Linked DNA regions of Homo sapiens: all the other regions are linked to region 1. Evidence: chromatin loops called from intact Hi-C (ENCODE). Cell type or tissue: adrenal gland. All regions are shown on one strand. Region 1 has its middle 37 kb from the start of ZBTB7C. Region 2 overlaps ZBTB7C (zinc finger and BTB domain containing 7C). Region 3 has its middle 160 kb from the start of SMAD2.

Region 1 (8,000 bases):
ATAGGTATATGGCTGGGGCAGACCCAGAAGCCAGGCGGCAAGCATACCCTCTCTGTTATGCCCCTGGGTGGCCTTTCCTGTAATTAACAATGAGAGGATTAACCATGAGAACTCCACCAGGGTGCTAGAGCACAGTAAAGGGCTAGTGGGATGTTAATCAGTCACTCCTTCTGAGACTTTCTGAATTGGTTCAATTTTGAGAACCCAACTCAAATACCATCTTTGCTGTGACACCTTCCTCCCATTCATTCCTTTAGCCAGCAAGTAGTTAGAGAATGCTAAAACTGATAGGTATTGGTAAAAGGACAAAGGAGTGTGGAACACGGCTGTGTACATCTAGGATATTGCATTCTAGTAGGGGAGACTCCTTTATTCTCCACAGATTGATTGAGGGCCCACCGTGGTCTAGGCATTGTGCTAGACACAGGGCATATGGCAACGACCCAGACCAACAGGGGTCCTCCCCTCCCGGTGCGTTAGACCTGGTGAGGGACACAAACATGTTGCAGCTAGCCCCACTGGTTGTGACCATCGTGGCATCATGGAGGGATGGAGTGCAGGGGGTGATAGAGCACACAGAAAAGCTTCCACACCCTGGCCAGAGCAGGTGTCCCCGAGGGAGTGATTCCATCTGTGCCCAAATATACACTCAAAGGTGGCCACAGCTCAGTACCACCCAGGGGTGCGATTAGTGCAATAGGAACTGCGAAGGGGAGATCCTCTCCAGCTGCGCAGAAGGCTTCCTGGAAGAAGTAGGCACTGAGTTGAGCATTCAAGCTTCCTGAATGACTGTAATCTACCCATGTCTGGAACTGAAAAGGCACTCCCAGCAGTCTCATCAAGTTAACTCAGTTGTTCATGCTGCGACTACATCATTGTGCTCCATTCTGCTCTGTTGCCTGTGTCCCCTGTGCCCCTCAGCATCATAACCCTCTTGAAGCCTCTGGGGACTGAGGCTTCCTGTATCCCCTTGGATCAGCTTGGTGGTGGGGAGTGGACAAAGTGCACAGCCTGGGAGGTTGGGTCCACGAGCAGATGTTCCTCAACACCCTTTTATGTCCCTCTCCAGGACACACTGTACCCAAGGAAAATCAGTGCAGTTTCTTGGGGGGAGGGATTTTTAAGTGGGTTTGGTAAAAGCAGAGTCCAGGCTCTGCCCCAGAAGGATCTTTAAATAGAGCAGAGGAACACTGTCAGGAGAGAATTCGCTTACGCTTTCTATTATTCATTTATATTGGGAACATTAACGGAATTAAGCTTTGAATAAAAAGGACTCTATTTTCAGAATAGTCCTGAGGACAATTAAAGGGCGGCATTTCCCTCCAGAGAGCTGCCATCAAACCATATGGCTTCATTTTGGAAGCCACCAAGTGTTCAAGTAATGTGGTGTAGAAATAAAAAGTGAAAAGAGGTGCTCCTGCCTGCAGCGGGAGAGAACTCAGGCTGGCCACCCAGCCTGTTGTGACTTCATCCTGCCTGGGGCCAATTCCCAGGTGCCTGGAGGTAGAAAGGTGGGCAGTGGTGGTGTAGGGAGCCTGGAGTGCTGTCTCCCTTACTGGAGGTCTTTTAGATGGTGCCTCCAGTTTTTAGGTTAAGAGACGTCTTTCCTGGATGTTCCTTGCCAAAGCTATTTCCTCTGTTAGGCAAGCCAGCATCCTTCACAGATCCACACTGATTTTGAGCACCTATTTCATGACCAACAGAGTTCTAGGAGCTGGAGACACAGCAGGGAGCAAAACAAAACACCTGTTCACACCGCACGTCGGGGAGGCAGACAGTTAGCCAAGTCAAATCTGCACGTACGGGTTAGTGATGGCAAGGCCACTGAGAAACATAAAGCAGACCAGGGGATAGAGAGCGATGGGGCAGTGTTCTGTCACCTGCGGGGAAGTCAGGGAAGGCCCCTCTCATTATGAGACCCTTGGGCAGAAGCCTGAAGGAGGCAAGGCTGACCAGGCAGCTCTGAGGGAAGTGCTCCCGGCCAAGGGAACAGCAAAGGCAAAGGCCCTATATTAGTCCGTTCTCACACTGCTGTAAAGAACCACCTGAGACTAGGTAGTTTAGGAAAAGGTTTAATTGACACATAGTTCTACAGGCTGTACAGGAAGCATGACTGGGAGGCCTCAGGAAACTTACAGTCATGGTGGAAGGAGGAGGGGAAGCAAGTATGTCTTACGATGGCAAAGCAGGAGAGAGAGCGAAGAGGGAAGTGCCACACTTTCAAACAACCACTTCTTCTGAGAACTCCCTCACTATCACCAGATTGGCAAGGGGGAAGTCGGCCTCTATAATCCAATCACCTCTCACCAGGCCCCTCCCCTGACATGTGGGGATTACAGTTCGAGGTGAGGTTTGGATGGGGACACAGAGCCAAACCATATCAGGCCCCAAGGCAAGAGAGGGCTGGCATCCTGGAAGAGGGAGCTGGGAGCAGCCACAGAGGTGTGTGTGTGGGGGTGGGTGGTGTGGCGTGGGGGGTGGGAGTGGTGGGAGCTGAGGTCAGGCTGTAGGACCTGGCAACCTGTGCAGAACACCTTGGATTTTACTCTCAGTGGCATGGGAAGCCATTGGAAGGCTCTGAGCAGAGGAGAGACATGATCTGATGGGTGCTTTACAATATCACTCATCAGCCATCATCACCTTGGGTGCTGCATGAAATGAGACTTGAGAGAAGGGCAGGGGCTGGAGCATGAAGAGTGTTAGAGGCCAGATGAGGGAGCTGGGCCTTCATCATGAGGTCAATGGAGAGCCATGGAGGAGTTTAGAGGAAGGAGTTAGTCCTCATCCTTATCTTGGAATAGAAGGCTCTAAGCACAGAGAAGTGAGGTCACCCTTCCCGGAACACACATAACTGGATAAGGTGGCTCTGGGATGGAAACTGAGGTCTTCAGATTCCTATCCTCGTTACTATGAGCTTTCTCCTGAATAACAACAGGAGACATTTACTGGGCATTTTCTCAGATACCAACCCACTTATCTTTCAAAACAACCCTGGAGGTAGGCAATATTATGACTCTCATTTTACAGACAAGGACCCCAAGGCACAAAGGGGTTAAGGAACTTGTCTGAGGTTACATGGCTAGAAAGTGGTAGAGCCGGGATTGGAACCCAGGCAGCCTGGATCAGGAGTCCGTGGAGTCAACCAGTGTGCTCCAGGGCCTTGCTAAGTCCTCCAGCCATGTGAATAGATGGGTGGGAGAACCGGGACTAGTTTCTACGGTGTTTGCGGAGCCGAGTCAGCTCTGTACCTGCCTGTACTCAGACCCCCATACTTTTCCTGCATCCTTAGTCCATTCCCACTGAGACCCCCACTGCAGTAGACATCGAAGGAACAAGAAGCGCAGCGGAAAATTAGACGCAAGAATTGCCTCCCCAGGAAGATATTCAAAGCTGCTTCTTAACTTGTTGCGCCCCCAGATCCCTCAGATCTTGAGTGCCCTGGGGAGCCGCCGTGCCCTCTCGGCCATAAGCAGAACACAGAGCGGCGGCCTCTTGTGCGGTTTGATCATGTGAACCATCCCGGTTGAAAAAATGAAGGGTATCGAATTAGGAATGAAAATGATTCTTTCCCCAAGCTCTGAATGCACTCCAAAATCCCTAGGGGGAGGCTTGGGTTTGTGTTGGCAAAGGAGGAGCTGGTGGAAATGTCTGCAACTCAGTCTCACGCTTCCTCCTTCTCCCTGACTGATTGCCTTAACAGGCGCCGAGGCTCTCCAGCCGACAGGCCACCAGAGGGCACCCACAGACAGGGCTGGCAGTCTCGGGCGGGCAGGCGGGTTAGCGTCCTCTGAGAAGGCCGGGGTCGGATGTCGTGGCACTGCAGAGAGAAAAGCATACACAGGAGCCGAAACACACTGAGCAGGCCCAGGACGCGAGAACGTGGATCTGGAGCCACACCCAGCCCGTGGCCTTCCCATGCAATGGCTGTGACAACTCTCCGGTTCTGTGGCCTATGCACCAAAACAATACCTGTGGGCTCTGTCTCAGTGTCAAACTGGGATTATGTTTTTGTTTCCAAGATTAATTTGAAAAAGGTGACTGGGCATGGTGGCTCACGCCTGTAATGCTAGCACTTTGGGAGGCTGAGGCAGGAGGATCCCTTGAGCCCAGGAGTTCAAGACCAGCCTGGGCAACATAGGGAGATCCTGTCTCTATTTAAAGTTTTTTTTTTTTTTTAATTTTGAAAAAATAATTTAAAAAGAAAAAAGAAAAAGGCAAGTCCTCTGTAGATGTGTAAAGACCACAGCTAGAAGTGACTACAGATACTACTTTATTAACCACCATGAGGGTCAACTGACCCAGGCCCCCAAAGTTAATTATCCAAACCCTGGCGACATTGGCTAGTGGTGGTTTTAGCCCAAACATACACATATGTACCCACATCTCCCATGTGTTTATCACACTGAATGAGAATTACCTCCTTATTTACATGGGGACCTGAAGAGCAGGAACCATATCCTGTGAATCTCTGTTCCCAGTTGAACTTTAATGTATGTCAAACATATATAGAACATTTGGTTCCATTTCTCCAGCAAAGCCTGGAAGACAAGAAACATGATGCTTTTGTGGATTCCAAGTAGAGAAAACCTTCCTGTTCTGTGGCCTGGGATTATTTCCAACTAGGCAGGTCCATGATTTTAGGACGGCGGTCAGCAAACTATATACCTAAGCCAAATCTGGTCCGTTGCCTGTTTTTGTAAGTAAAGTTTTATTGGAACACAGCTATGCACATTCATTTACTTACTATCTATGTCTGCTTTTGTGCTACAGCAGCAGGGTTAAGCAGTTGCAACAGAGACCATATTGCCCCACCTACACTGAATGTTTGCTCTCTGGCCCTTTACAGAAACAGTCTGCTGACCCCTGCTGGAGGAGGACACAATAGCAGCCTTGGGATGTGGCTGGCAGGAGAGCTCCTCCTTGCTTCACTGTGGTGATGGTGGGGCCAGCAGAGCCCCCAAGGGATGCTAGCCATGCCTTGGGTGTGCTATGGGTATGTGAAATCTGCTTCGTGGGGACAGCCTTGCTGAGAAGCCAAGGGTCCTGCACAAGTCCTTCCAGTTCTTGATACCCAGCTGCAGTGCTAGAGTACCTGTACCCTAGCACAGCCTGGGAGGGTCTGGACATCTTAGATCAGCTTCATTCTCTCTCTCTCTCTCTTTAAACATTAAAAAAAGAACATTTTATTGAGATATAATCCACACATTTAAAGCATAAACTTCAGTCCCTTATCTCTTAACCTACTTGTCTTGTGACTCTTTTCCCTTTCGTTTCCTTAAGCTACACCTGTATAAACTTGTTCCCTGCAAAGATTTCAGTGAATTTATTCACAATCAGGTGTAAGTGACGAATAATAGTAGGATCCCTAGAATCTCAGGATGACCCATCCCATGTTGTATGCTTTTGTCTCAGGTAGAGTTTTTCCCAAGTACACACTGGGATGGAGTTTGGGGTACAGAAGAAGACATCAAACAGGGAGGCAGACCAAACAAAGCCTTAGCCAGCCTAGCTCTTGCCTAGATGTCCAGGCTTCTGTGCTTGTCCAGACCTCTCTCAGTCACCAGATGCAAGTGCCCCAGGAGAGGAGGCTCCCTGCAGGGGAGGCCAACCCTGAAGAGCTGACCCTGGAGGCTTTCTGCGGACCACACTCCCCACAGCTGGATAGCGAGCCCTTCCCTGAAGGGGATCTAGAAGCTGTGTTTCCATGTGCACCTCACCCTTTTAAAGGATCCCATAACCCAGTGACCCTCCAGCACCCCACTGATAGGAGGACTCTCCCAGGACCAGGGCACCCTCTTTCTACAGAGGCAGCCCATCCCCATTTCACAAGGTGCTGGGCTTCCCTCTGCTGAGCTAAAATCTGCACTCCTAAAATGCAGGAGTGCTAGTCTAGGTTCTGCCCTTTGGAGCTACACAAATCAAAAACCCATTCCCATGATGACTATTGGGAGCATCTCCCAGCCCACTCCCATCCTGATCTCTCCATTCATTCCCCATGTGACATACGTCCGTGATCTCTGTCCAGATCATTGCTGTTTAGTCCAAATCCCTCTGACATATGGTTCCAGCTCTGAATGCAGTTCTCCAGGAGGCCTGCTTAGTGCTGAGACTAAGTCCTTCTTGCTCTGAAGGACACAGTCAAATCACAGTGTTGACTCAACTGAAGTTTACCAAAATCCTCAGCCACCAGCCACTGCTGATCCAAAGAGCCACGGACTGTCCTGCTGTAATTGACTCTCAGACACAAGTAAAGAATTTTGTATTTGTCTCAGTTTTTTTCTAACTTTTAGCCCCTTCCCAAGGGAATTTGCATTTTAACAGAAAAGGATGAATATCTGAGAAGGGATTCCTGGATGGATCAAAAGATGAATTTTCAGCCCTGGGTGTTCCTGCAAACACCCACAGATTAGTGCTTATTAGTGCTTCTTTTTTGTTTTTTTGTTTTTGTTTTTGTTTTTGTTTTTGTTTTGAGACGGAGTCTTGCTCTGTCACCCAGGCTGGAGTGCAGTGGCGTGACCTTGGCTCACTGCAACCTCCACCTCCTGGGTTCATGCCATTCTCCTGCCTCAGCATCCCAAGTAGCTGGGACTACAGGTGCCCACCACCACGCCTGGCTAATTTTTTTGTGTTTTTAGTAGAGATAGGGTTTCATCATGTTAGCCAGGATGGTCTCAATCTCCTGACTTCATGATCTGCCTGCCTCGGCCTCCCGAAGTGCTGGGATTACAGGCATGAGCCACCATGCCTGGCCAGATTAGTGCTTCTTAAACCCGTTTCAGGAGTATGTAGCAGTTCATTACAGGAAGCTCAAACAAGCTTCTTTTAGCAAGAAGCATCCTCCTGGAGGGTCACTTTATCCTAAGATTTGGGGACAAAAATTCCTATATTAAGCAACTCAGTAATAATATAGAAAAGAATGCAAAATATACATGAATTTCTAAGGGAAATTATTGACTTCAAAGACATTTCACACATCTTTTGGGATGCCTTAGGCCCACCCCTGGCCTCCCTGGAGGGGAGCAACATAGTCACTCTCTAGTTACAGAGTACTTGGTGTAGATAATGATGCTCTCCACCCTGGGCCAAAGTGGCCATGCATGGGCCAAGACATACACAAGATAACCAACCAAATAAGAACCAAACCCACACACTCCCTGCCAGTCTAGACAATGCAGTTTTGGAGGTAGAGGGTCCCTCACAGATCAGCTAGTCTGATTTTTTTGTTTTACAAAGATACTAACACCAAGAGCCAGAGAATGGAAATCATTTGCTCAAGATGGGGCAGATTTGTGGTCCCCTGAGTCTGAGTCTCCTTCATGGCATTTACTATGGGTAGTGCCAGGGAGGTGAAATTGGCTGGCTGTGAGGCTGAAACATGGTAGGTAGGCCCCTCGGGTTGCTGTTCCAGGAGATCATGGGGCCATGGGCATAATAGGCACAGGTAGAAGTTTCTGGCAGGAGTAGCTGCTGGAGAATCCACATACTTGATGTGCTGGGCAGCTCCCTGTGGGTTGAGTCAGCCTCAGCCAGCTACTAGGGATTCACCCTGGATCCATTCTCTTACGTGTGAGGCTGACATCAGAACCACTTTCTATGACTCCAAGAGAAAGCCACACTTCTTTCTCAACAGTTATTTCAGACATTGATTTTTTTCTCCCCCTGGTTGTTTCTCATGGAAAACAAGACTGCTTTCCCCCAAGTCCCAAGTGACTGCCTTCTTTGATCCTGCCCCTGGGGCTGTGTGTGTGACACCATCATTTGGCAAACAGTGAGAAAACAAAGAGAAAACCCAGAAGGGTTGGGGTTTCTAAAATCTAGGGCACAGTCCATCCCTTGAGAAGCAGCAAGTAATCTAGCTGAGTGAGAGAAGACCAACATGAATTTGAAAACAGTAAAAAACCATAAAGAAGGAAGGGTGGTTCAGGCTGTGATTGAGAGAATAGCTTAGAGGGGAGGGCTGGATGGGGACAGGAGTGATCAGGGAAACCTCGCTGGAGCTG
Region 2 (8,000 bases), 310 kb after region 1:
TACTTAAAGGATTGCTGTTTAGTGTTTGATTTGGTTAAGTTACACTCACGACCCTGTAAGGAGAAAACATATAATTCTAGTAATTTTATTGGGCTTAGGTTTCAGGCAAATGGAAATAAATTGCCTCTAAAAAGACAGACACGCTGAATTGAATAAAACAATAATAATAAAAAGCCTCCCTTGCTTTGAGATAAGTGGTAAGTCATTTTGTGAAGTACTAGAGAAGGAGAGTGGGGGGAAACCCACAAAAAACAAAACGGAGGAACCCGGAAGAAAAGAGGGGAAAAGAAAAGCTCCTCCACCGCCCTTGCCTTTATTTCTGCTTTACCTTTTCCAAAGATCTTAATTTGGTGTCATAAAGTGAAGCGTAACGCGCGAGTGGTGAGATCGTCCTGTCCTGCGCTTAACAGTACAGGTGGACCAAAGGGGCTCCCGGCCAAATACTTCTGGTTGGAGGGTGGGGAGGGAGTGCTCTCTCAAAACCACTCCTGGAATGGCTTAACTCGCCCAGCACGAATCAATGACAACCTCCCGCCGGCTGCGGCAGGCTCCCGCGAGCAGCGCGGCCGCGTGGATTCCCAGCCCGGGACCCTGGCGGCGCTCAGGACACGGCCCGGGCACGAGCGCGGCGTCCCCGGGGCGGCCAGGTGGGTCTGCGGCGGCCTCGGCCCGCCTCTGGGCTAGGATCGGGGCTCTGGGGAGCCCAGCGGCCGGGCCGTGGGGAGGGGGTGGGGGAGGAAGCCCTTCCGGGCGGCCGGGAGAGCGCTGCGGGCATTCTCGCTACGCGCTGCGGGGACCCTGTGGCCGGGTGGCCGCGGGGCGGCTCTGGCTGGCGCGGGTGGCGGCGTCCGCAAAGCGTTCAACTCCCCCAGCCTCGCCGGAGCTCCTGCGGGGCGTGGGGCCACGCACCTCTTCCGAAATAGGAGAGAGGATCTGGAACTCTGCAGAGAGCAACTCTCGCCACTGCCCCATTGCCGCCGGCCCACGCCAGCGGGCTCCTTTGGGGCGAGGGGCCAGCCGAAGGAACGTAAGGGCACTCCGAGAGGGAGTTGCGGGTGTACCTTGGTAGTTTAAATTGTCTCCCCCAAGAATGCTTGGTCCTCCTGAGAGTCAGATGCAAAACTTGGGGACGGGAGGGAGGGGGGACAAAAGCCATGGCAACTTGGCAAAAGTCGAGGGCCGGCGATACGGGCAGAAATTAAAGGAGCGATTGGCAGAAGTCCAGCTAGGCGCGCGGCGGGAGCCCTGTCAGGTCCCTGGGCTCAAATCGCGCGCTGAGCTGGGTGGGTGGGGGGCTCTTCCCTGGACTCCAACCTGGGGGTGAGTGGATGGGGAGCACTCCCACCCGAGCAGGCGAGTCGAGCTATAGTCTCTCAGCTCCGGAGACGGCCCGGTGTGGGTGGCGCAAAAGGACTGACCCCGTGCGTCCCCACTCCCGCGGGCGCCCGGGCCGGCGTCACCCACTGGAGCGCCTGAGTTCCTGCAGGCGGGCGCAGCGGCCGCGGGGCTGGCCTGGGAAGGACGATGGAGAGAGCTTCCCCCTAACCCAGCACCCACGCCCCCCTGCCCGCCGCCCACCCCGCGCGGAGCATCCAGCGTCGGGTCCCCCACGCCGTGCTCTGTGGTGAGGGCTCCAGGGTCGCTCCTTTCTGTTCCTGGCTTCCGTTGTCCTGGCTGTGTCTGTGCCGGCAGGCGGGTGGGCAGCGGGCGGCTGCCTTCTTTCTTTTAATAGCTGGTACCCAGCTTCGCGCAGAAGGAAGCCCCACTCCAGCGACTTATTGGTCGGCTAGTGGCAGACCACTTCCAGTTCTTCTAAATGCGGAATTTTGAAAATAGAAAGGAAGTGATTGAAACAATCGAGCAGTTTCTCCAGATGAGATAGAAGATTTTTTGGAAGGGGGAGGGGCGCGCTGGCTTGGAGGTGGTAAAGGCTCTGCCAGGTTCAAGTTTCAGCTCCACTCCCTCCGTTCCCCTTCTTTCACCCAGTTAAATCCTCTCTGGGCTTAGAAAGGCTCAGGAACCCCCGCTGGGTGAAACTCCAGGAAAGAAAAGTAGCCCCAGTGCCGGTCCTCCCCCCTTAAGGCACAACCTGGGCTGCATAGAAAAAGAACCCACTCTCCCAAAAAAGACTCATATTAGGCCACATCAGATATGAATCATTAGCCCCACTTTGCAGATGGGGAAACTGAGGCCCAAATGGGTTAAATACATTGTCCAGGTAGTAGCAGAGGCAGGATTGAAAGCCACTCATTGTACCCCACGTCTTTTAGAATCTTACACTTTAACTGCAGAGACAGGAATCGCCTTGGTATAATTATAGTACAACAGAAAATAGTATGTGTTACACTTAATATTAACTTTTTTTAATGTCATTTTCTTTTTAAACAATCAGTCATTTATTCAACGCTATTGTATTGTTTACTGTATGTGTCCAGGTACCATGCTAAGTGCTGGGCATACATCAGTAACTGAAATCAGACGAGATCTCTGGCCTCTGTCAATGGGAATAGTAATAGTAATAGTAATAGTGCAACCCTCAAAGGGTTGGATGAAGTGAGATGGAGCCTGGGAAGGAGCCTGGGAAGCATTGCTGTTGAGAAGCAGCAGCAGGAGGCCTGGATGAAGAGGAGGAGAGGGAGAAGGAAGGAGAGGAAAGAGCGGGGAAGTTAGAATGACTGGAGTCTCCATGCTGCAGTCACCAGGACTTGTCCCTGGTTCAAGGGGATGCAGTGGAATGCACACAGCACAGTCAGCCTCTGCCCCAAGTGCCCAGGAAGCTGTTTGAGCCCCTGCTGTTCAGATTATTCATTTAGGGTTTACAGTTGTGGGTTTCGAAGAGTCTGCACTTTTGGCACATGCCAGCTGGAGATGACAAGAAGAGGCCCAAACAGTCTCTGAGAGTACTGGCATCTCTCTCTGGATCAGTGCTGGCCGGGCTGAGAACTGTCCCAGGGTGTCACCCTGCTGATGCATCTGCCCACTTCCTCAGTGGCCAGGATGGCATTTTCATAGGACTCGAGTTTAGCTTCAAGCGCCTGCCCTTACCTTTGGGGAGGGAAGCTTGTCTACACTCACAGGACTTGTTGGTAGCAAAGCCAAGACTAGAACCCAAGTCTCTAGACCGTACATGGTTCACAGAGCAGCTCACTTTGGCCTTCCGGGGCGGTTTTAGGACTCAACTGAAAGACCCTTCATCCACTTACATCTCCACTTACAATGCCATTTCCTGAGAATCCTGTCCTCCTTCGTTTTAGCTGACCAGACATATCTGTCCTAATAGAATGGTGTTGGATGGATGTTTGAGACAGAGCAGCCATAAATAATCTGGGGCGTTTGGCCTGTTAACTCTCCTTCCATCCTGAATGGTGTAATAGGTTTAAGATAACTACCTCTAAAATTAACTATCACTTTTGTGAGGAAGGTGAACTGATAAATCTTGCCTTGAAACTATTACCCATCTGAGTGATGCTCTGGGACTTTCTTTCCCCAGAATTGTTACCGACTTCTGCTAGAAGAATAGTTTTTTTCTACTTCCTTTTCTTAAAAAAAAAAAAAAAAAAAAATCCTGGGTTTGAGGTCACAAGATCATATTGCATACTACCTTGATGTCGTGCTGCCAGAATAAAGGCATTTTCCCCCAATATTGAGATTATCAGCTTGATAAGGGCCGTGAGCACCCAGCTGGCTATCCCAGTGTTTACAGCAATTACACAGGTGTATAATTGCATGGGGATGTTTGTTTGCTCAGCCCTTGCTCAGCCAGGCAGCCCTACAGGTTGGGCCAGGGAGAGAGCTGTTCAGTTTATTTTCCTTTGGCTGGGAACTGTGGAGATGAATAGAGGGAGGGGAATCGGGTTGAGAGATTGTTGCCAAGAGCAATTTGGAGTCTCCTTCATATTAGTCAGAGATTGTGTTTTTCCTTTCTAAAGCCTCCTGCTTCATAGTAACTTCCACGGAGGATTTATTTTCCATCTTGTGTGTGTGTGCTTGTTAATTTTTGTTTGATTTTTAACTTGCTGCACTTCTCATGACTTAGCAAAAAAAAAAAAAAATAGCGTGGGGAATGTGTGATGACACAGGCCCTTTATATCATACATTCTGCATGTTATTGCTTAATAAATTTGAATACTGATAGACCCTGAGGTATCATGATGGAGTGAAATGAGTAATTCCTTTGAAGGGAGAGTTTATCTTCAGTGGATGACTTTCAAAATTGCAGCATAATTTCACTTTCCCACTGTACATCTTGATCCTGTGTTTAGATAAATAGAAATGCTTGCTCTCTTCTGTCATTTTCCCTTTTGTTCCATTTGGAAGGCCCCCTCCATCTAGGCCTTGCTTGGAAGGGGATCAGCTAGAGTGGGCCTCCTTCCACTTCATCCGCACCCATGCACCTCCCTCCTCCATGCCAGAGGCCAGCTAGTGAGAAGGAGGTTCCCCCCATGGGATAAGAGCTGCCCCACAATGGTAGCTTGGCTTGTGTGTGCATGGAACACAGAACAGGAAAGCTTGCATGACCACAGGCTGCCCCTCCTAGGCCAGGAACCCCGGAGCAAGCTGTAATTCATCAGTCAATAACTGAGTCCATCCACTGAACAAATTGAGTGGAGCAACTCTGAGACTCCAAACTTGAAAAATTACCTAATAATACGGCACATGATCTATGTCGGCTTTTCCAAATTAGATGCAAACCAGATGCAAATGTACATGTGGCCCTCCCAAATGATATCATATAACTGGACTTGGCCTTCAGGAAAATCTGTGCTGCCTACACATATGCGTTGTACACATACCTGCAGGGCTATTGCTTTCTTGGCTGTGGAGTCTGGCTGACAATTCTGTTAAATTGTTTCTGGAGACAACAGGTTGGTCCGTTGGTCTTTCTGGAGCCACTGGAAGAGGTCACTGGAGAGATGACAGTGGTCTCAGCTCCTGTTGACACTTGCCATCCATAAGCCCTAGGGAAATCTAGCAGAGGCTGCCTCTATTAAGCAGAACTTAAACAACAGAAACTTTTCTAATGTTTGTTTTGTTTCTGTTTTTCTTAATAAAACAGTCAATAAAATTTATTGAGATATAATTCACATAGCATATAATCCACCCATTTAAAGTGTAAATTCAATGGTTTTTAGCATATTTGCAGGGCTGTGTAACCATTATCATAATCAGTTTTATAGTATCTTGATTACTCCAAAGGAAATACTGTACCCATTAGCAGTCACTGCCCATTTCACCCCAAGCCGTCCTAGGTTACCAATAATCTACCTTTTGTCTCTATAGATCTGCCTATTCTGGACCTTTCGTATAAATAGAATCAGATAATATGTGGTCTTTTGTGACTAGTGTCTTTCAACTAACCTAACACTTTTGAGTCGTTAGCTTTGTAGCATGCATCAGTACTTCATTTCTCTTTATTGCTGAACAATATTCCTTGTATAGATACACCATATTTTATTTACCCATTCATAATTATATTTACCCATAATGGGTAAATCCATTTACCCGTGATGGATATATAGGTTGTTTCCATATTTGGCTTCTGTAAATAATGCTGTTTTGAACAATCATTTGCAAGTTTTTGTGTGGACCTAGGTTTTCATTTCTTTGGGGTATATACCTAGGAGTGGAATTGCTGGGTCATATGGTAACTTGATAGTTACCCTTTGGGAAACTACCAGAATGTTTTTTTACAGTGGCTGTACCATTAGACATTCCCACCAGCAGGTATGTGATGGTTCCAGTTTCTCCATATCCCCACCAACACTTGTTGATAATATGGCCTTTTTATTGTAGCCGTCCTATCTTTAAGGGTTTATATGCTCAAGGGAGCAGTAGCCAGGAAATATTCTGGGATCAGCTCAGCCATGCTTGCTTTCTATAGGTATAGTGAGAGCCATTCAGACCTCTTGAGCATCCTGCACACCCTGGTGTTTCCTTTGCATGTCCCAGAGCTCTATACTGAGCTTTCCCTCTATGTCCCTATAAGACAGTCACTTTGTATGGCTGAGTACTCTATTTCATGCTGATATTTCAGCTCCACAGTGAAATCATTTTATCCCAGTTTTATGCCTATGGGACTGAATAGGATAACTAACACTCTTAACAAAGACAAATTTGAGCCAACTGGCATGGGGGAACTCACCTAGTTTGAAGACTACCAAACATTACACACAAAAAAAAAAACAACTATCCTTTCATTAGAACATCCTAAGTCCTGGTCATTAGCCATTCTGTGGCATCATGTTCAGTGTAGCCAAACCTGAGGACCAGAAGTGAATTCCAGTGCTTCTTGGAAGTTATCGTAATGGAATTTGGCTTGTATGACCCAAGAGCAGCCTGGACTATGCTCTGCTATGAATGGACTCTTCACCATCAAATGGTGCTTAGTCCAGCAGTTCCTAAACCTGATTACATGTTGCAATCACCTATAAAGTCCTTTAAAAGATTTCAGGCCAGGTGCCATGGCTCACGCCTGTAATCCCAGCACTTTGGGACGCGGAGGCGGGCGGATCACTTAAGGTCAGGAGTTCGAGACCTGCCTGACCAATATGGTGAAACCCCATCTCTACTAAACATAGAAAAATTAGCTAGGCGTGGTGGCACGCACCTGTAATCCCAGCTACTAGGGAGGCGGAGGCAGGAGAATCGCTTGAACCCAGGAGGTGGGAGTTGCAGTGAGCTGAGATGGGACCACTGCACTCCAGTCTAGGTGACAGAGCAAGACTCCATCTCAAAAAAGTAAAAAATAAAAATAAATAAAAGATTATAGATGCCCATGCCTACCCAAGAAGTACTGAAGTTGAATCTCAAGGGAGGCCACCGGGTGCTTGGAGGTGATTGTGGTGAAGTCTGAGAACACTTTTTAACCTCTCTTTGCCTCAATTTCCTGACTTGAAATGGGGAGTTGGATGGATTACGCTGGTGTTCTCCACAGAGATTCACACAGCTGGCTCAAGCAAAACAGATCTGTGTGGATCTGGTTCTGCACAAAATTTTATTTATAAAAGGGGGCTTCTGCTGCTGAAAATGATTCAGAGAGCCTTTAAGTAGATGGTTTCTGAAGTTCAGCTTTGACCATTCTGAGTGTTGAGGACAATTTTCCCAACTTCTCGGAGGAGGATTAGCAGAGTCATACAAATGGCCGTTACTTGGTAAGACAGTCACGCTCTTCAAGGGCAAGGACCAGATCACCCGTGTTGTTGCCCTGGCTAGCTGTGTGCACAACTGTGATATGGTAGGATTGACCTAGCATCACTTTCTTCTCCCTCCCCACTCAGGGTCATCCCTGCCCACTTCCCTTAAAGCCCCCAGAGCTTTGCTCCTCTTCTTCTATTATTATTTCTAATAGCGGCCCAGAATGTCACTCATTCAACCAACTTTTCCCAAATACCTCCTGTAAATGACAAAGTGACTAAAGCTCCATTTCTGTCCTCAAATAATGCACCAGCACATTTTAAGCAGAGAAGCAGCCTGAGGTTAATCTCTAGAGGTACAATTTCAGGGCTCCTTGATTGGGATGAAGGAGGATTTTGGAGAGGCCTGCATTCACAGCACGTAGGTAAGGCGACTCCACCCCTAACCCTGTCTGCAAGCTCTGCTCCCTTACCCTCCCCTACTGGGGCTCTGCCATCAGCAGGCTGCTCAGAAAATGCTTCTGTCATCCCTGGTCTCAGCCAGAGACCGCCCTCCTCCTGACTCCCACCTGCTAGGGAGCAGGGAGGCAGAGGAGGGAAAGGGAGGGCCGGTTTATTCGGAGATCTGAGCTCCACACTCCAGACCTTGGCTTCCACCCCATAACCCTGACTGGACAATTCACAGGACAGCTGTGCTGTAGGGACTGAAATAATCACAGTTTATTAAAGCTGTCAGGGGGTGGGGAGGTGGGGTGGAGGAGGGACCAAGGGTTGCATTTCTGCCTTTCAACGAGAGAGAGGCCAGGTGAGGAAACTTGAGGCCAGGCCTCCATGCAGTGCCGTGCCCGGAGCCTCTCCCTCCCTTCC
Region 3 (8,000 bases), 670 kb after region 1:
CAAGAGGGAGTGGGATCCACTTTCCCGTTAGTACTACCATATTTTAAACATGAGATTTCTATGACTTCTATTCCTTCTTCACTCTCTATTGTGTATAATGTGGACATGGGTGCATTTCTAAAATTAATAATTGTGTAGAGGGGCTTCAGTTCTTTAATTTGTGAAAAAAAAGAGGATTGCACTAGAATAGTGATTCTCAACCATATCTACTTATTAGAATCACCTAGGAGCTTTACAAAACACCCACACCATAATCCCTTGTCTGCATATTTAATTGATCTGGGGTACGGTCTGAGTATAGGTATTTTTCTAAGCATCCCAAGTGATCCTATGGTGCAATCAGGATCATAACTCCTGCTCTGGAAGGTTTCTCTGGGAGCTTTCCACATCTATCATCCTATAGTTGTGTGGTAGTTCTGAATAGCAGGAACCTGACAGAATATGGCACTCAACCCAGGTGAGCCATCTCTAAGCACCCACACTGCAGAGCACTCTATGAGTAGCTGGCATCTATCTTGGGTTTGACAGGGCAGATCTTCGCATCGGTGCCTGACCCCTGCAGTAGCCTTGAGGGGACCTCTGCAATCAGTCCAAACCAATGGCCACTGTTCATGGGGCCCTGTTCCAGCCATACTGGCTTCCCTCAGCCACATCTCTTCTCGCCTACCTCCCAGCCATTGTGAAATGGCTGTTCCCTCTGCCTGAAGCTCTGTTCCTTTCCTTCTTCTCCACTGACTTCCTCCTACCCTCCTCTAGTCTTAACCTAACATCGCTTCCTCAAATAAACCTTTCTTGTCTCCTTTTCTGTTCTTCAGATCCCCTCTTATATACCTCCAGAATGTCATAATGTTATATTCCTTCTTGCCTGTGTCCCAACTGTGAAGAATTATGGGTATATTTATTAGATTGATTTTCCTCACTCACTTGTAAGCCAGTGACCATGTCTGTCTTGGCCACTGTCGTTATTCCTAGTGCTAGAACAGGGCCTGCCATCTAGCGAACAACCAAGGAATACATGAACGACCCTGAAATGTTGAGAAAAGCCTGTTGAGCTCTGTTGAGCGCCTGCTCTTAAAGAAGACAGAGCTGTGTACAACCCATTTAGAAAGAGGTTCAGTCAGGAGAAGTTTAAATGGCAACCATTTAGATGTTTCATGGGAATCTTGGCTTATCCCGAGAATGTCTTCACCAATAACTCCTCATTCTCTGGCTGTGCAAGATTGAGGCAGCATCAGGCTGTGGCTTTGGGAAAAGGAAAGTCACCCTCGTGTATGTTAGGTCATCCCATGTAAGTGTACCACATGGATGGTTTGCCATTTATGAGTGTGAGTTGAGCATGCATCCACTCAATTCACTGGAAATCTGATTGATGGATGATCCTGCAAAGCACTCCAGAATTCCTTGAGTTTAATCATTAATTCACTGGACAAGGCGTCATCCCTATTTGTACCTCCATTTCCTCTGAAAATGGAGACGTTGGACTAGATCGCCAAGTGCCCATATTGGACATCATCTGCACAGAATTACTTCTCCTCAACTCCATCCATCAGGCTGTGTTAGGAACTGTTGTCTCATCCTTATCTCAGCTGACAACTGATAGACCCAGGGGTGAGCACCTTGGCCCAGGTTGGACCCATCTGTCTCTTTCCTGGACTTCAGGGTGGGGACTAAGAGAGAAGTCCACCTTATTCACATTTTTTCCCACATGTCCTGGAGAAGGCAGTCTAAAGACAGAGAAAGACTGAAGGAATGGAGCCGTGTAGAGTATGAATGATGCAGGGAGAGTGGACCCCAATTCCAGTTGTTTCTGAACCCCAGCTCATCCTTGCACTTAGATTGTTTTTGTTTTGTTTGTTTGTTTGTTTTTTGTTTTGAGATAGAGTCTTTCTCTGTCTTGCCCAGGCTGGATGCAGTGGTGGGATCTCAGCTCACTGTGCAACCTCCACCTCCTGGGTTGAAGTGATTATCCTGCCTCAGTCTCCCAAGTAGCTGGGATTACAGGCGCCTGCCACTGTGCCTGGCTAATTTTTTGTATTTTTAGTAGAGACAGGGCCAGGCTGGTCTCTACTAAAGACCATTGTCCAGGCTGGTCTTGAACTCCCGACCTCAGGTGATCCACCACCTTGGCCTCCCAAAGTGACTGCACTTAGTTTCTTATAAACAATTTTCACTTGTGGTGAAGCTAGTTTGAGTTGGGGTTCTGTTACTTACAGTGAAAATATGAGCCTTTGTGCCTTCATATTTGGAGACCGGAGTATTTATGATCAATATTTAAAACAAGACCTAGTTCCTACCTTTATCAGCAGCATTAACCAAACGGTTAGAGACCTAGACAGGCTGACAGCCCCATCGTCCTCTGTATTGGCAGAACCACTCTTGGGTCTTTGGGTCCATTTCCAAGAGATACAGTGCAAGATAATAAAATGAGGAGGGTGGGAGCCTGGGAGGGGTTTGGGAACAGAGATCTAACTCTAAGAAGCTCTTTGCCAGGACAAATGAGGGCAAGACATTGTTTTCCTTTTCACTGCTGTGTCTCTTAAGCCTCAGACAGGGCCTTGAATAGTGCCTGGCACATGGGAGATGCACATAAAGCATTTATGGAATGAGTGTAATGTGGGAGTGCTCACTTCTCCGGTGTTCTAGAATAGAGGGCTTCCACGTTTGTGAGAAGTATTGGTGGCTAGGGGGAGTGGGGAGAATGGAAGATGTGGATCGCAATGAAACTGAGGTTTGATGGCAGGAAGATACCCTAGGGCGGGGGTGGTGTGGAAGTGGCCCATGTTCTGTGTTGCTGCCTCCAGCTCGTGCCTGCTGGCCTCTGTGCCATTGTTTATGTCATCTCACCTACCAACCTTGGGGACCCCATTTCCTCAAGTCCCATCCCTCTGTGATGACTTTACTGACCACCCCAGCTGGAAGAGCTCCTTTCCTCAGTGCAGCTCACCTGGCAGTTATTTACATAGTGTCTGGCTTGACAGCTCAGTTGGGAGCTCTTGAAGGACAAGGACGTGATCGTCATCAGCACACCCCTAACCCTCCTAGAACCTGCCCCACAGCAGCATTCAGGGCACAACAGCTGATGAGCCCAGGCCTGGACCAGGCTGGCTGACATGGAAGGTTCAGGGAGAATGTGGGCAAGGTGACTGAGACCTCTGTTTCTACTGGTCCTCCTTCACTTCTGTCAGTCCATGATTCTCTCAGCATTTCATTTGTGCCCTTTTATTTCTTCTCCTGGACTGTTAGTTTACAGTCTTGTTAGGGGTAATTCCGCTACCCCAGAAATCAATGCCTTGTGACCTGTTGTGCAAAGTGCATGGGCTCCCCGAGACCTTCAGAGCAGCCCACAGGGCGCAGAGAAGGGGGCAGTCTCTCCTGCGTCCTAAGTCCTGCCTCCCCCTGCTCCCTCCCTCTCCAATGCCACCCTCTCTCCCTGATTCCTTTTGGGTAAAAGAGCATTAGTTATTGATTTTTTTTTTTTTTTTTTTTTTTAATGACAGGGTCTCACCCTGTCGCCCAGGCTGGAGTGCAGTGGTGCAATCTTGGCTCATTGCAGCCTCTGCCTCCTGGGTTCAAGCAATTCTCCTGCCTCAGCCTCCCGAGGTGCTGGAAGTACAAGCACACGCCACCATGCCTATCTAATGTTTGTATTTTTAGTAGAGATGTGGTTGGCCAGGCTGGTTTCGAACTCCTGACCTTAAGTGATCCTCCTGCCTTGGCCTAACCAAAGTGATGGGATTACAGGCATGAGCCACTGCCCCCGGCATGATTTTTTTTTTTTTAATTCCAGGTTTGAGGCTCCTAGACAATCAGTCAGTTCATAATCCTCCAAGTCGCGAAGTACCCACTCCCACCAACTTTTATAAACCCCTGTCTTCGAACAAGATGACCTTGGCTTTCTTTCAGCCTCCTTTGCTGAAGCCGTTGACTGGTATCACCAGGATAAACACAGGCGTGGGCTGACCACAGGGAGCAGAGGTGCTGGGCCTGATTTAGCCTCTAGGCCTTGAGGGGGTAGCTGATGGGGCAAGCTTCCTGGGCGGGATTACAAGAAATCCTAGGGCATCCTTGGGCGGTGTGTCTGGGGGGTCCAAGGGTGTTCTGAATCTGTGTGACCATAGTGAGCGGCTGTGCCGAGGCATTCTTCCAGGGAGAGGGTCAGTAGTTTTCATCGGTTTCTCAAAGGAGCCTGTGACTTTCAAAACTTTAAGGAGGCTGGCGTGGATGATCTCCCTCGAGGTCCTTCCTGCTTCAGCCTCTGCACTTAGGAGTTAAGAGCTTTGTTAGGAGCCACGGAGTGGAGACACAGGCAGTGGCTGATTCCTGGGCGCCGCCTTCTGGTGGTGGGGTGCATAGCACCTTTGGGCAATTGGAAAACCCCTGGGCCGACTTCCTGTCTGGACAAGCCCTAGGAAAGGCTCTGGGAGGAGTTTTTGGAATCTGGGTGCAGCTGCCTTCCCTCCCAAGAGATGGAGAATGGTTCTGGTCCAAATATGGAAGGGAAACCCTGGCAGGTCACATTCCTTCTCCTCGTTCACTCTGCACTTGGCTTCTGAGCCCCCTCAGGAGGCTGCATGGGAGTTGAGAGTCAGGAACCATGTTAGCCCTGGTCTGGTCTGGGTAGAGGGTGTGGCAAGAGTGGCCTTGGTTTGGGAGGGAGGAAGTTTTGCCTTAACTAGGGGTAGAAGACCTAAGGAACCCTGGCCAGAATAAAGGCAGAGCTTTGTACATCTCAGAAGGCTTCCCTCAAATCAACGCCTTCACCCTACTTCCATCGGGAGAGGCAGGTCCTGTCTGAGTCCAATTCACAGATAAGGACAGTGAGGCCCATGTAGGTGATGTGATTTGCCTAAGCCTACACAGCTAGACGGATTTGGATCCAGTCTTTCCACTGGAAGTCCCACTGAAGATAAACACTCCCACCTTCCCCAGCCTCCTTGCCTCCTCCCCTGACACCCCCGCTTGGGCTGCCTGGGGTCAAGAACCTGCATTTAGCTCAGCATGCTTCTGGTGGGTGGAGTCCAGGGGGAAGGGTGAGAGTCCTGCTTTCTAGTTCCTTCCACCCTCCATGTGCAGTGGACCCATAGGACCAGACCAACTGCCTTGGGCCTGGGGCAGAGCAGGGCAGGAAGCTGAGGCCGCCTCCTCAACAGGGGTGCTCCCTGTACCATCCTCCCTGAGGTTGGAAGGCAGCTGCTTTGGGATAACAAAAAGGAAGGCCCCAGTTCCCACATCAGAGTGTAAAGCAATGGGGCTCAGCATCCCACTGGGTGTTGGAGGCTGAATATGCAATAGAAGCCACGGAAGGTTTGACCATCAAGTGATGGGTCCATGACATGTTACTGAATGTAAGTCAGGTTGAAGCTGGGAGGATGGTATTACAGAGCCCTTTGTCTTCCCAGCTTAGTTGCCACTTCCTCTGGCAAGCATCCCTAATGGCCACTCTGAGTTTGGGAACCTTCCCCCGTCTTCCTCCCTGGTACGTGGAACTCACATGCTCATTGCATTTGACACTCTCCATTGTATTTTCCCATTTGCTTGTCGGTAGCCCTCTTAGGCTCTGGGCATCTAAAGGTAAGACCCCGTTTGTCACATTTCACTATGGTAACATCACATTTCACTATGGTAACCCAAGCATTTAGCCCACAGCCTGGCACATGATAGGTGCTTACAAAAATGTGTTGAATGAGAAACAGATCCTATCACATAGTATCCTGGTCAGAAATAGAATTGTTGGGAAATTTCTTACCTGGACAAGAATTCTGAGATGTTCAGAGGAGGACAGACAGCTACCAGGTTCCCCAGAAAGACACAAAGGAGCAAGGATTCCTTGGTTCTGCCTCGAGTCCCAGCATGAGTGGGTCTCCTGGCTGCAGTGTTCATGAGTTCTGTGTCTTGGTCGAGCTGTCTCAGTGGAGACTTGACTGTGCAGGATGCTGTGAGTTTGTGTGAAGTTCATGGCAATCCTGGGGGGAAAGGCCTTTCTTTTCGTGGCTCCATTCATTGTACTTTTTCTCTGGGTCAAAAAAGGGATATACTATCAGGCTTTCAGTAAATTTTAAAGAGTTATTGAATTTTGAATACATTTTAAAGAACATTATACACATGCGCATATAAAAGATATAAAGAAAAAATAAAATGAATATACATCTACTGTGCATCAAGCTTAAGAAATTGTTTTTATATATATTGTATGTTATTATTATTTAGTTCAAAATAATTACTAAATTTCCATTGTAATAACCTTGAAAACTCCCATGTTATCTCTTCCAAATCCCTTTGCCACCTCCGGAGGCTCCAGCCTCCTACATTTTATGTTTATTGTGTCCTTTTATTAAATAACCTATGACATGTGTATCTGTCAAAAACAATATGTTATTTAGTTTTGAATGTTTTTGAAATGTATTTAGGTCGCATCATATTGTATACATTCTTCTGTGACTGATTTGATCCATTCTGGTAAGTGTAGCTATGTTTCAGTTGTTTTCACTGCTGGTCAATATTCTATTTTATGACCAAATCACAGTATATTTATCTATACTTCTTTCTTTAGAATAATATTTTGATGGTATATGTATTTTCCATTCTTTTGCTTTCAGACTTTCTGTGTTTCTGTGTTTTAGGAATGCCTCTTGTAGGTAGCTTGTAGCTGGATTATTAAGAATTCAGTTGTACAAACTTTATCTTTTAACTGGAAAGTTAATCCATTTTGTTTACGGTTTTAATGATAAATTTGGATTTACTAATATTATCTTATTTTGCATTTTCTACTTGTCCAAGTTTCTTCATTTCCTTTTTTTTTCTTTTTGAAACAGGTTCTTGCCCAGGCTGGAGTGTAGTGGCATGATCATGGCTTACCACAGCCTCGACCTCCTGGGCGCAAGCGATCCTTCCACTTCAGCTTCTCAAGTAGCTAGGACTACAGGAGTGTGTCACCATGCCTGGCTAATTTTTGCATTTTTTGTAGAGATGGGGTTTCGTCATGTTGCCCAGGCAGGTTTGGAACTCCTGAGCTCAAGTGATCCTCTTGCCTTGACCTCCCAAAGTGCTGAGATTACAGATGTGAGCCAATGCACCTGGCCCTTCACTTCATTTTTTTTCCCCTTTCTTATTTTCATTTGTACTGCAGACTCTCATTCTTACTGGCCCCCACTGGGGTTATACATCTTAGTTCTGTCGTTTTAGTGGTTACCCTAGAAACTTTAACAAGCATAGTTAATCTAATAAAGTAAAAAGCTAATCAGCATTTTACACTGTGCAGTTTCTGTAGATTTAACCTTGGTTACCCGCTGTTTGACTTGGTGTGTCAGGCAAACCCCAGTGATCCACATTTTTGTACCATCCCCTTCCCTTGAGTATGAGTGGAAACTGTGACTTGCCTCTAAGCAATAGGATATGGCAAAGATGGTGGCATGTCACTCCCATGGTTGTGTTTCTTTATATAGCACTCTGTCTTAGACTGAAGAGAAAGATTTTCCCCCTAGTCTTTGTTTTTTTAAATAAATTTTATTGTGTACATTTGAGGTTTAAGACATGTTATGGGATACACATAGATAGTAAAGTGGTTACTATAGTGAAGCAGACTAATTTATCTATCATCTCACGTAGTTACTTTTGGAGGGAGGGCCTGCTAGTCTTAAAGAACCAAAAAATTATGTATGAATGTCTATGGAGAGGGCCATGTGGCAGGGAATGGAAGGCAATCTGTAAATGATGAGAAAAAATGGGGACCTCAGCCCTATAGATGTAAGAAGATCAATTCTGTCGACAATTGTGTGGGAACCTGGAAGCAGAGTTTCCCCAGTCAAGCAGCTGATGACACTGTAGTCCTGCCGGCACCTGATTGCATGCAGCCTTATGAGACCTGAGCAGAGGACCTGGTTAAGCTGTGCCCAGATTCCTGATCCATGAAAACTGTGAGATAATAAATGTGTGTAAGTTAACCATTCTTATGAAGAACATTTAGGTTGTTTCTAGTTTTTGGCTAATTTAAATAAACCTGC

Evidence for each region. Peaks named below come from ENCODE experiments on the same cell type or tissue, not always from the same donor. Only the 100,000 strongest peaks of a DNase experiment are listed, where the experiment ranks them.
Region 2: it touches region 1 in a loop (2.2-fold over the local background); 5 of 110 quality-filtered maps call a loop at or near these places.
Region 3: a loop joins it to region 1, with 5 times the contacts of the local background. A loop is called at or near these places in 33 of 110 quality-filtered maps.

The regions. Positions count from the first base shown.
Region 1 is chr18:48,442,522-48,450,521 of GRCh38, reverse strand. No RefSeq gene overlaps it. Among named protein-coding and RNA genes, the nearest start is that of ZBTB7C, 37 kb to the right of the region's middle. RefSeq lists an enhancer at 4,690-4,984. In adrenal gland, CTCF peaks have their summits at 3,742 (motif pointing right) and 4,867 (motif pointing left); DNase peaks (open chromatin) are centred at 3,821 and 4,891; H3K27ac peaks cover 326 bases.
Region 2 is chr18:48,129,654-48,137,653 of GRCh38, reverse strand. The region is part of intron 3 of ZBTB7C (zinc finger and BTB domain containing 7C); the gene reads left to right. Among named protein-coding and RNA genes, the nearest start is that of ZBTB7C-AS1, 29 kb to the left of the region's middle. In adrenal gland, a CTCF peak has its summit at 3,745; DNase peaks (open chromatin) are centred at 733, 993 and 1,253; H3K4me3 peaks cover 1,717 bases; H3K27ac peaks cover 4,944 bases.
Region 3 is chr18:47,769,156-47,777,155 of GRCh38, reverse strand. No RefSeq gene overlaps it. Among named protein-coding and RNA genes, the nearest start is that of SMAD2, 160 kb to the left of the region's middle. In adrenal gland, CTCF peaks have their summits at 1,032 (motif pointing left) and 4,341 (motif pointing left); a DNase peak (open chromatin) is centred at 4,345.